Regions from separate parts of the Homo sapiens genome. Here region 1 is linked to region 2. Evidence: chromatin contacts called from ENCODE Hi-C data. All regions are on one chromosome and are shown on one strand. Each heading gives the region's core, a stretch centred on a gene start or an enhancer-like site at or near the end of the contact. The rest is flanking DNA. Distances are from core to core; before and after follow the strand shown. Region 1 overlaps WDFY4 (WDFY family member 4). Region 2 overlaps MAPK8 (mitogen-activated protein kinase 8).

The links. Hi-C counts contacts between places; a loop is a spot of excess contacts on that map. Pooled maps may share reads with other maps.
Region 1: a loop to region 2 is called in a map of Right ventricle myocardium inferior, with 3 times the contacts of the local background. The contact joins two enhancer-like sites. A Hi-C loop is called at or near these places in 1 of 168 maps with a recorded cell type or tissue (Right ventricle myocardium inferior) and 5 of 50 pooled maps.

The regions. Positions count from the first base shown.
Region 1 is chr10:48,801,323-48,807,935 of GRCh38, reverse strand. WDFY4 (WDFY family member 4) reads right to left here. Exons shown (of 62, transcript NM_001394531.1): 25 at 4,577-4,650; 26 at 2,515-2,676; 27 at 1,841-1,932; 28 at 1-77. Among named protein-coding and RNA genes, the nearest start is that of WDFY4, 120 kb to the right of the region's middle. RefSeq lists enhancers at 4,992-5,051, 5,082-5,131. Within about 2 kb of position 3,040, at least 5 of the 41 ENCODE cell types and tissues checked have a DNase peak (open chromatin) inside an H3K27ac peak, as active enhancers do.
Region 2 is chr10:48,360,328-48,366,611 of GRCh38, reverse strand. All of the region lies in intron 1 of MAPK8 (mitogen-activated protein kinase 8), which reads right to left. Among named protein-coding and RNA genes, the nearest start is that of MAPK8, 57 kb to the right of the region's middle. Within about 2 kb of position 1,396, at least 4 of the 41 ENCODE cell types and tissues checked have a DNase peak (open chromatin) inside an H3K27ac peak, as active enhancers do.

The DNA.
Region 1 (6,613 bases), core at 1,791-4,290, 440 kb before region 2:
GGAAGATATTACACTGAGCAGCATCTCCAGCAACTGGTTTCTGAGCCAGATTGTCTTTCCAGATGTTTGGCTTCCAGCTACAAAAAAGAATTCAGATTTGAGAGAAAATGGATGTAAAGAGACATAATATTTGCTGCAGTAAGCAATCATATTCACCAAATGCTTATTTCACCCAGGAATTGTGGCATGGCTGGGACTCAAAATTTTGGCATTTTATTCCAGCCTCCACACAATGCTTAAAAAGAATTTCAGAAAATGTTACTGAAGTTTCCTTTAATTAGCAATGTCTGCAATGCTGCACATCTTCCAAAAAACAAAAATCCTAAAAATAATAAAGGAAAATATACCTTTCAGTAGAAGAATTTTTTAAATTATTATAGGCTGCAACATTTCATAATCACCTACTATGCACTGATATTATGCAAGTAATCAGGAACAGAGTGCTGAAGACCATGGTCTTTGTTCTCTTTGTTCCTGCTTTCAACTTGCTCCCAGGCTAGGCTTTTGGATGTCTATGCTACAATAAAAACAGAACTCAAATCATAGCAGAGGTATATGGAGCAAGGGGAAGAAGAAACTTTACTTCTGAAGAGTCATTAAAGCCCAAAAGGACATATTAACAATGCTTTAATATGTTGGTTAGGTAAAAGTTTCAGAATGCAGTTCATATGAGAAGGAAGGTTGACTAAATAAGTTCACTCTTGGCCCATTACCCATTTGTTCATTCCCTCAGTTGCCAGCAATTTCACACCAATACAGGGCATACACCACGCCATACTGTAGAAATAGGACTGATGAGGCAACCTGGGGAAATGGAGTCATATTTCCGTCTATTCAGATTTTGGTCCCATCTTCAATTAGCTCCTAATCTCATTGAACCTAAATTTCTTAGTCTGCAAAATGGGAATAGTAATTTCTTGCGGCTTGATCTAAGGATAAGAGATAATACTTTATCTAGATTAAAAAATGCTATCCAGGAGACTCTTTTGTGATGATAAAACTGTTTTATATCTACCTTGTCCAATAGAGTAGCCGCTAGCCTCAGGTAGCTAGTGAGCACTTAAAACGTGGCTACAGTGAGTGAGGAATTAAGTTTTTAATTGCATTTAATTTTAATTAGTTAAAATTTGAATTTAAATGGCTATATGTGGCTTAGGGGCTCTCGTCTTGGACAGTGCAGAGCCGCAGGGCCCAGGACAAAGCAGTTGTGATTGCTGCCATCACACTGCCCTAGCAGAGGGAACAAATTGAACAAGACACAGCTGCAGTTCTGCACCTGGCTAGGCGAAAAGGGAGACTCACATAAACAAACTACAAATCTATTCAGTAGGGTAACCCCAAGGGGCTTTGGAAACACAGAGAAAGTGACTTAATCTGGTTTGGTGGGACTGGGGACAGCTTGGCTAGTGGGGGAGGGGTGGCATTTCCCTTGAGTGAAGAGCACGTGCCAAGCACGGACAGAGGGCAGGCCATCACCTGCAGGGGCCTGCAAGTGCTTCACTGCTGGAGTTGGGGCTCATCAGGAAAGTAAGGGGTAGTGGGGGTTCAACCAGGAAGTGAGGCAGGATCCCGGATCCCACATGCTGGTCTACAGGGAACTGATTTTATTCTGGAGGCCTGGAACACCAGTCCCACATTTCAAAGCAGGAATCTATAATTTTATTTCATTTCTGACTCTCATCATAAAATGACAGCCTCACAGGCCACGGCTTGGAAACCACGGCTTGGCTGTGGGTGCCTTCCCCTTCCTTACTTAGCCCCTCCCTCTGCACAATGTGGGCCTCTCAGGGGTTCCGTGAGGGCCGTCCTACTGCCTTCGAACTGGCAAAGGTCTTCTCACCAGGCAGGGAAGGGTCCAGGGCTCCGTCCATGCAGATCTGCCTCTCATTCACCGACGAAGGCTTGAGGGTGTACACAACAAACAGCCCAATCCTTTATACACAGGGAGAGAAGGACAGGCTCGCAGGCGGGCTCAACTGAGTCCGCTGAGTACATGCCAGTGTTTTCACATAGACCCACCCACGTGCAGCTGCAAGTGAGAGTTTAAGGGAAATCATCATGGCATGCTGTGTATTTCCAGAGACTTCTAAAATCAGTCAGGATTCACCAGAGACGCTAACTCTGGCTCTACCTGATCAATTAGATAGTGACAGGAAAGAGAAGGGGAAACACACTGGTGGCTGGGACTGCTCTTCAGGAGTCTGCAGGAGCCAGGCATGTGGGTCATTGGCTGGCAAGGATGGCAGTGCTTATGGAAATTCCTGAATATTTGGCCACAGTGGGGGAGCCTGAGCAGTGGGAACAGTAAACACACAGCCCTGCTGGGGAAACCGGCCTGTCCCATCCTGACTTCAGCAAACCATCCTTTCCCCAACTCTCAGCCCTGGGCAAAAATTCCTAGAAGGTTCCAAGTGATTCAGGGTTGAGCACAATGGGGAGAGAGCTGGGGTCTGTCCTCCCTTTTTAAACAGCCCTGGGGCCCTGCTCTTCCCCCTGGGCAGCTTGGTGTGGTACCTGAGCAAGTCCTGGGTGCTGAAGTGGCCCCTCAGCTGACAGGCCAGGATGCCAATGATGGTGGAGATCTTGGAGGGGATGAGGCTCGGCTCATTGAATAGGAAGATGAGCTTGGGTATAAGCTGTGCCTGGTGGGCAGCTTCAGCATTCCTGGGTCCTTCCCTGGTGAGTACAGGAGAGAGACAGTAAAAGCTTTTACTGGAATGAACCAAATTTGCTGTGTTTCTGCTAAAAAGGTTTTTCAAGCCAGGCTTGTTCCATGGCCCCTTAACTCCAATGCTCTCTTGGCAATTTGTCAAGATGCCGTCAGACACCCATTGAATATGTGTCTGCTAAGTGCCAGAGTCGCTCGGGTGTGCACTGCCTGTCCCCTCCGCCCCCCGGAAACCACCTTCAAAGACAAACCCCAATTATTGACTTTTAAATTCTGAGCCCCAGGGAAAACTAGTGCTGGCCTCAGAAACTCAAACAAAGACAGCAGACACTCATGTGACTGGGGAGTACTTCCCACCAGCCAGGAGTGCAGGGCCCTTCACTAGCTTGTCTGGTTGTGTGATCTTCCTGCCCGCCCCAAACCACAAAGTGGAGAGACACGCCACTGAAAGTCAAAGGAGAAAAAGACAGAATCCACCTATCCATACCCCCTCCCTCAGATACTCACAAATCCAATTTCCAGTAAATTCTACTCCCCCAAAGAAAACAGCTCCCAGGATAAATATCTGTTTCTTAGAAAACAACTGGTACAGGTACAGGAACAAAGTGGAAAGTGGAAGAGAAAAAATGGTGGAGAAAAATGTGGAGGAGGGTGACTTTGGGCAGATTCCTCACTTTGAACTGTCTTTTTTTTTTTTTTTTTTTTGTATTAACACATTAAATTCTGCTGAGCTCCATCTCCCTGATACACAAAAGAGGCAGGACCAGAGCCCAATTCTGTGTATGATTTATAATTACAGGCTCAGCAGAGAAGACAGATGCTCCTCTACCCAGAAGTCCCGGCTGCCCTTGGTTCTGTTTCCTCTGACAGCACTGAACAACATGTTTTTCTGTATTCTCTTTTTATCAGACTGTGGCTTATTCTTCTCTGAATTTTACCTCTAAGTACAGGGTGCGAAATGTAGTAAGTTTATAATAGATGTTCATTAAGTGGATGAGTGGAAAGCCATTTACAAATACATTCAAAATGCTGAAGGCACCAATGAGCTCTAGACCAGCCTGAGCCAGGAGGAGGCAGGTGGGGTGATATGTGGGCTTCCTTGCCTTCCTTCTCTCTTATTCTGAACACAGCCCCTGGCTCCCTTTGGGAACTACCACTTTCTAACTCCAGAGGGGAAGCCACTTTCCAGCCCAGTCATGGGACACAGTTGGCTCAATGAGACTCAGTCCAATAGCTAAGACTGTTAAATTTTTAAAAAGCTGTCTCTCTGCCTATGGTGCTAAGCTGAGGATGTGCTCTGAGGAGCTGCCCAGGAGCCACCTTCTGCCACAGAAGAAAGCCCGGGCAACCTGAAGACTGAGTGGAAGAGGCAGAGGCAAGAGTGGTGACAGAGCTCAGAGAAAATGATGTGAGCCTCCCCCAGCTACAGGATGAGATCAGCTCTTTTCAATTGTAAGAGCCAACGAAGTCCCTCTTTACTGGTCTTTTCTTCCTGTATTCTTTTTTCCCTCCTCCCTTCCTTCTTTCCTTCTCTTTTACATCCCTTAAGCTGGTTTGAGTTGTATTTCTACCACTTGAAGGGTAAAAGAGCCCTGACTAATTCCAAAAGTGCCTTGGAGAAGTCAGTTAGAGGGAGAGTGGACCTTTGCTGGTCACAATTGCTGAGCCCCCAGTATGTGCTAGTCCCTGGGGCTAGAGAGGCCTCTAAGCCCCCAGCATCTGCCCTCCTGAGGCCCGAGACCATGAGAGGAGACTGCCCCACAAGCATGAGCCACTGGGAAGGATGTGCTCCCATTTGGGGACCCAGTGTTCTGGGAGCAGGGAAGAGCCACTGGCCACCCTGCCCTGTCTCTGTTCTGGACATTCAGCCTTCAGTTCTAACCCCCAGGCTGCCAAGACCCAGCCTACCTTGGTGATTGAAGGATTTCCAAAAGATGGGAAAAGAGGCTGAGCTCCAGATTGTCTGCAGTATTCATCCAGAGCTGGAAGACAAAACAAAACACATGCTAAAATGAAGGTGTGGGAGAAGAATGATTTGCAGGAAGCATGAGAAGGTCAGTGCTGGACAGGTGATCCTCTGACGTGGAATCATCAACATGATGTACCAGCTCTGGAATCAGATCAGCTGTCCTGACACTCCAAGCAGAGAGGTGCCTCCCCTGTAGGAAGGCCTTCTCTCGCCATCTCTGCTGCTACTTGGCACTTCATTGTGGGCCTGGTTCCAACCAAGGACGCCTGCACTAACCATCTCCCCCATCTGCTCAGCCTTGGGCCCACAGCCCAAGTGTCCATATTGCAAACTCATCTCAACCTCCCTGGATCCTGCAAGACAAATGATGATGTTCCCACTTTACAGATGAGAAAATAGAGGCTGAGACAGACCAGCTGAGTGACAGTCTCCACTCACCACCAGCAAGTGGCAGGACAGGAAATAGAAGCCAGGTACAGATTTTCAGGTTTTACACTGTACTGACTACATACCCAATTTGCGCAGGCAACACATTCTTCAGCCCAAACCACAGTGTCATCTCATGCATGACAAAATTGTAAGTGAAACAAAGATATGAAATTCACTGAGATTCTGAAAGTGAAGTTGATCACTCAGGTTGTTTTCATTCATAGTAAACAAATGTAGCTGCTAGTGATCCTTCTGGGGCAGAATTGATGGATGCCATCATGTCTTATTTCTACTTCCCTTTAGAGAACTCTAATATTTTTCTTCTCTAAATACTGACAGTTCCTAAGGCCCAGACTATACAAGGTTCAGGTGTGGGATTATAAGCGTGCACTCATATAGCAGCAAAAAGAGCTTGCACTTAATAACTGATACATTTCCTGGTGGCAAGAGGTGCCATAAAAAGACCCAAAATATTATTATCCGCATTTATGTATTTATTTTCTTATTTTTGAGAGACCCAAGCTGGAGCGCAGTGGCCCAAATATGACTCACTGCAGCCTTGACTTCCTGGGCTCAAGCAATTCTCCCACCACAGCTTTGCAAGTAGTTAGAACTACAGGTTTGCACCACCATGCCTAGCTAATTGTTAAAATTTTTTTGTAGAGTGGGGTATTGTTTTACTGCCCAGGCTAGTCTCTAATTCTTGGGCTCAAGTGTTCCTCCTGCCTCCACCTCCAAAATTGCTAGGATTACAGGTGTGAGCCACCGTACCCGGCCTATTATCTGCATCTAGTAGCTAGAAAGAATGGGACTCAGGGAGACTAAGTAACTTTTCTGGCACCAGACTTTTTTTTTAATTGGCAGAGACTGTTTTCAAAGTCAATCCACCTGACTACGAAGCCCATTCCCTTGCCCCACACTGGGTACCCATGGGTATCACCTACAGATAGTGACCCATAGGGTCAATACTCAACCTTGCTTGAAGCTAAGCAGTTACCCATGACTTTGCTTACTCTTGCTGAAGAGGAAATGCAAAAGAACCCCAGTGAACACAAGTTTATCGGGAGGCCTGTGAAGGTAGAGACTGTCCCTCTTTAATCCCTGGAACCTAGCATCATACATGCCACTATCTTTCGTAAAGATGCATTACATTTTTTAAAAGAATGAGTGGATACAAAATAAAATAAAATGAGTGGATTGTTCTTCCGCCAGGAAAAGAGTGACAGATTTCCTGCTTTTTTAAGCACAGCCACTGCCCAAAGGCACACACAGAGGTGGGCCAGCTGCCATTTGGGACAGCTGGTATTGATGAAGGCAGCTCTAGTGAAAACATGGGTATCCAGCATGGCACCCCAACATACATGTCTGTAGGGCTCCAAGAGCCCTGCACACTTAGGATATTGATTCATGAAGGCAGTCATTCAACAAATGATATGCCAGGCCTGGGGCTAAGGGCTGAGAGAACTAAGAAAGTCAGATGTGAACCCACCAGTACAATAAGGTGCACCTTTTACACTTCCCACAAAAGTTCCAGCCTCTCACATTTC
Region 2 (6,284 bases), core at 147-2,646:
CTGTTCAATCAGATTTGGCCCAAAGCTGCCTCCATACACTATTAACTGTACTCTAGCTTGATGTGTAAACAAGTTATAACCTAACTTAGGAGTATACCCTTATAACCACACATCTGAGTCTCAGCCAATCCCAGGTTAAAAGCTGCTAGATTATGCCCAAATAAGGCAAACACCAACCTGCACCAATCAGGTAATTTCTGTATGACATTTCCTATTTTTCCCTGTTATTAGAACAGCTCACCAGTTGTAAGTGGTAGTATTCTGAACCATCTTAGAGTGCTGTCTGCTTCTAGAACCTTTTTCCTGCTCAAATAAACTTTGTTAAGTTTAAAGGTTCTTAGGGGTTTTTTTTGTTTAGTTTAGTTTTTAACAATACACAGATAAAGGCATACTGCATCACCAAAGTTATTTTTTTTCCCATAGGAAAAAAATACTCATAAAAAAAATCTACCTCCTTTCCAACAAAAAGTTATAGCAGGTTAAGTATTTAAATATACCTAGGGTTCTTTTCTTATTACATAAGAGCATTTAAAGTGACTTCAAATTAAGAAAAAAAAAACTGAATTCTAAAAGAATTTTCTCATTTGTCTTTGATTTACTGTGGACTTTACTGATCAAGTACATTCCGCAAACTATGGCATGTAACATGCTACCCAGTAAATTACTATATATTCTGACTTCTCATTACTGAATCAGGAAATGACTAAATAATTTAATATGCAATTAAGGTTTAGATGAAGTTGATTCATCAAGAGATAATTGTAATCCAACTGTCATGCCATGACTGTAACACATGAGACATGCTCATTCTTTGACAACCTAAAGTTTGTCTTCCTTATACTCATATCTAAAATATCATTTAGGTACACAGCTAATAATAATAAAATGGCTAGGATTCAATATGCTTTAAAAAATACTTTTGTCAAAGATTCTTTATAGACAAATGAATAATTTTACATTTCTCTCAAAAGATGGGATAATAATCTCTTTAGTTTATCGTTATTTTGGTTACCAAGAGTTAGCAAAGGTTTAGAATTTCCACACAAGGCAACATTGTGTAAATGCGGTAATAGTACTGACGGCAATATCTGATAATACATAAAAAAAGAACAAAAATAGCAATAAATCTAGTCAATGCATACGAAAATTTCTAAGGTGATATGGAGGATACAAATTTACAGTCATGGGAGGATATTTATCTTAGATATCTTTGGGTTCAGTTCGCATTACTGGTTATTTTTGTTTTAATAGTTGTGAAAGTACAATTTCAACTTTGCAGTGAAAAAGGACAAAGACAACAGAGCCAGAAAAATGATACCACAGCCACACAGAAATTAAGTACATCCTTTAAACAAACCCCTTTTGTATTGTTTGCTTTACTTCACTCCTGCTTCCTTAAGAACACTGGCAAACAGCCATATTTCCTGTTTTACACGGCTTAGCTGCAAGGACTCTTAAACAATAAAGAGAAATCAAGGGGATTTTATAAAGACAAATTGTTGTTACAATATTTGTAATGTAATCTAGTTATAATATTGTAAATAATGTGTATTTACATCAATAACTTGCCATTCTCCTTTAAATCGTACACTATATTTTCAAACTGATGAAATAATTCAGTTATTATTCCTGAAAAATAAGATTATTAGGTGCAAACACTTTCTCTGGAAAAATCAATTTTATAGTGTTTGCTGTCATTCTAAAGGTATCTGTAAAAGAGATACCAGTATGACTGATTGCTCTAGCTTGGCAAGAATATTTGTTTATAATCTCAAAGATCAACTGTGAGAGGCAATCAATCCTTTGTTTGGAGTTTTCTGTCTTTAGGATATGAAAGTATCCAACTAGTTGATATTACAAATGTTTCTGCCATTTCAGAAAATAATTATTTTCTCTTGGGCAAAAAAATAAAAAACAACCCTTGATATCACAAAGAGTTTGCCTCTCTAACTTACTGTTTCTTTGATCCTAGGCAACTTCTGATTCCTTAGTTTCTTCATCTGTAAATAGAGATATTTGTACTTGTCTTCCAAATTATTGAGAGCATCAAATTAAGTAAGAAACTGGCACATGATAAGCATTCAACAAATCTTAATTCCTTTTCCTTTTTACTTAACTCAAAACAGAAAGCCATAAGCATAAAATATTTCTAAAGAATTCAGTTTTTTTTTTTAAATTTTTTCAGGCAATATCAACAGGGTCAATGTCAAAAACAAAATTCTCCTCAGGGTTGGTTACAAACATAAGCTCTAATGAGCCATTTCATTATACTCATTATTTGGCTTCAAAAACTCAAGATACCAATGTGTGCTTTCAGGGAAAATAAAAATAAAAAATAATAAAAAAGGAAACTTAAGGAAACGAATTAACGCAGTGAGCTCCCTGCTGATGAAAATATCCTCTTTAGTCATCCTGGTATTTCCCTCCACTGCCCCATACAATTCCAAGCACAAAAACACTAAATAAATATTACTACAGAACTGAAGCAAATAGCCCCGTGTGCCTCAAAAACTCCTGAGGTACCACCATGTGCTGGAAAATGACTCCAAATGACTATGAATCAGGAAGAAATGGATGAATTATTAACTGCATGCCTAGTTTGAAGAAATCTAAATAGATTATTGGCAATTGAATTAAAGTCTAAAATAACTTAAAAGCAAAAAACAAAATCTTCTAAGCACTGTAATGCACTTTTTACTACTGATATGAAGAACACTTCACCAGCTTTTCAGAAGTCTGTAAATAATCAGAAAATGCGAGGAAATCTGCCATCACATATATGTAAAGCTAGGTTCAGGTAAGGGCTCATCCAGTTTTTAAAAAGCAAACAGTACTCAAAGTAGAAACTACAAGCAAAGCAAGCAAGGATCAATCTGAGCTGCCAAAGTGGTGCACTTGAGCCATCTAGTGGATGGAGAAAAATGTAAGTTTAATTCTGTAAGAAAAACGTCCTACTGCTCAATTCCCTATGAAAACAGTAACAAATATGTTCTTTGGAACAGTACATTAAAATTGATAAAAGATAGTATTGAACTAACAAGTAGATATCGAGGAAAGATGAAAAATACAATGACGACAAATTTTTCAGGGTAGAGTTCAGATTTTATGGATAACTAAAGATGAAAACTAAGGACAAACACTCTTCCTTTATGGTATTTTTCTTACAACCATATAATCATTAGACCACACATAATTTATAAAACACATTACAGAAAATAAGAAAGATTTCTTGCCAGCTCCAGCTACCAAAGCCAAAGGTGGGGAGAAAAGAGAAATAGGAATAGATAAATGAATTTCTATGAGCGCATATAAAGAAAAGGAGGTTACCTTTCTGCCAGGGGACTCACATTCAATTATGGTTATGGCAACCCCAGCTCACCTAGGACTCCTGCTCCCATGTGGGACTGAAGGCAAAATGACCTTAAAATTTTCAGTACTCAGGAGGCTGAGGCGTGAGGATGGCTAGACGCCAAGAGTTCAAGGCTGCAGTGCATTATGTTCAGGCCAGTGAATAGCTACTGCACTCCAGTCTGGGCAACACAGCGAGGCCCCATTTCTAAAAAATAAATACCACGCTAGGTGTGGCGGTTCACGCCTGTAATCCCAACCCTTTGGGAGGCCGAAGTGGGCGGATCATGAAGTCAGGAGTTCGAGACCAGCCTGGCCAACATGGTGAAACCCTGTCCATACTAAAAATACAAAAATCAGCTGGGCGTGGTGGCAGGCGCCTGTAATCCCAGCTACTCAGGAGGCTGAGGCAGGAGAATTGTTTGAACCCGGGAGGTGGAGGTTGCAGTGAGCCAAGATCACGCCATTGCACTCCAGCCTGGGCAACAAGAGTGAAACTCCATCTCAAAAAAAAAAAAAAAAAAAACTAATAAAATTTTGGAAATCACAAATTACGTGAGCAGTGTGATACAGTGGAATCCACTTAAATTTTGGAGGCACATTTTTCTTGTTCATAAAACTATGGTCTTGGAATAAATTAGTGGTAAGATCGCTCTTAACTAAAATTTAATGATTTTAGAAACCCCTACCCACTTCCCACCCCCCACCCCCAAAATAGAGGCTAATAAAAAGAAAATGTGGTTTTTTTCTTTGTATTTGTTCCCCATTAATTCACATGAACAGTATATGATTTCCTCTTCTGAGTCTGGGACACAAAGATGACTCCCTGATCCCAAGAAATAGAGAAACTAGTTAGTAGAAATAAAACACTCAAAGTTCATCTTAAAGCAAGGCAGAAACAAGGGTCAGAAAAGATACAAATGAAATGCTACAGATATCTTTGAGGCTAAGAATCTGGCCTGAAAAAAGGTAATTTTCACTTCCGTATCTTTCTTTCTAAGACTCATTGTGTAAGGAGAAAAGAGGTAGAAGGGATGGGGGATATGGTGAAGGGAATGAATAGTGAGAGGAAAGAACAGAGGCAAAAACAGCAACTGTCAAAGAAAAATATTCCATTTTGCTGGGCATACAGGTTTCATAAAGGATCCACTGCAGGAAATAAAGCTGGAAAAAGGTACGATGAATTTACTTTTGCATCACAGACCACTGGCAAACCACATCTGAGGACATTAAGCAAGGCAAATAAAGCTGGTCATGTCAATGAAAATGAGGAAAATTTTCTGAAGTTTTGGAAAGAATCAATGAAATTTGCTAGTCAACTGGCTATACAGGCAATGAGGAAGAAGCTAGAACTCAAGAAATTTCAGTCTGCATGCCAGGAAGGGTAGTGATATTATTAACCCAAGTAGAAAACATACTTACTGTGTCATATAAATTCTCATTTTACATACAAATTAGTAAGAAGAAAGATGCAGACTAAGGACAGCACCTTAGGGAAGACCTATATGTAAGCTCCCCCCTACGCCCCAGGGGAAAGAAAGAAGAAAGGCAAGGATGGAAGAAGAAATGCACAACGGTCATCAGGGTAGAAAGGAAAACTTAGAGAAGTATAATAGTACAAGAGAGAGCAATGTTAGTAGTATGAAGTGGTAAAAACTTTATTTGCTTTAAAGTGTGAAAGTGATGATAGCTATAATACATTTCCTTTTTTAAAAGTATAAGTATTATTCTGAAAGCAACAGGGAAGCATTCAAGCCTAGGAAAGGTAAACTGAAATAATTCATGTTCAGTGGCTGTTTTCACCCTAGAAAAGGACATGAGGTCCTGTGGAGCAGTAAGAGATTGGGGGAGAAGGGAAGTGGAAAACAGCTGAGAACATAAGGAAAATGAAATCATTATAAGGTAATTACAGAGGCAGTCATAAGTCAACTAAGGGCAGTCAACCAAGAACAAACAGACTATCAAGTGACACACTGGAAAAGCAAAAAGATAAAAACACTGATTTTGGACATGTTAATTTGGAGACCCTATTAATGTGATCAGGGGTAATATGCAACAGACGTACGGAAATACAAAAGTGGAACTCTAAAAAGTGGGTCACGTTCCTCGATAGAATTCATGTATAAAAGTAGCTGGTCTGATGCTGTTTCCATAATATTAATCAATCAGGTCTTTTTCTTTTTATCGATTTTGGTTATTTTTATTTTCCTTTAAAAAAAATCAACCACTTCATCATGATTACAGATAACTGGCATAGAAATGTACAAAAAATGCATCTTACAAAAACTATTACATAACAAAGTGTATTCTGTATATACACACACTTAAAAAAAGAATGAACACCAGTGTATCCATCACCCATTACCAATCCCTTAAAATTCCCCCCATAATCATCTCCTCCTCTCACACCCAAGAGGTACCATTTATCCTAAAGTTTGTGGAAATCATTGCCTTGCTTTTCTTTGTAACTTCACAATCTAAGTATTTATCCCAGTCATATTTTTCGGTTTTGGCTCTTACCAAACTTCATATAAAAGAAATCATGGCATACATATCCTTTTGCGTTTGCTTCTTTCACCTGATTTTATAACTGTGATACATGCGTGTGAGAGTGTGTGTGGCTGTAGTTCACAAATTGGGCCTATGGAATGATATTCCACTACATGAATATACCACAGTTTATCTAATCTACTACTGAGGGATATTTAGGCTGTTTCCAATTTTAGGCTATGATAAAAAACGTTGCTATGAACATTCTTGTAGATGCCTCCCCCACACATTTGCTTATGCTTTTCTAGGGTTATTTACCCTAACTTCTAGGGTATCTACGAGTTAATCTGCTGGGCCATAGGATAAGCACCTGCTCAACTATTTTAGGTGATAAAAAAACCAATTTTCCAAAGGGGTAACACCAACATGGAATTGACAGACTTTTA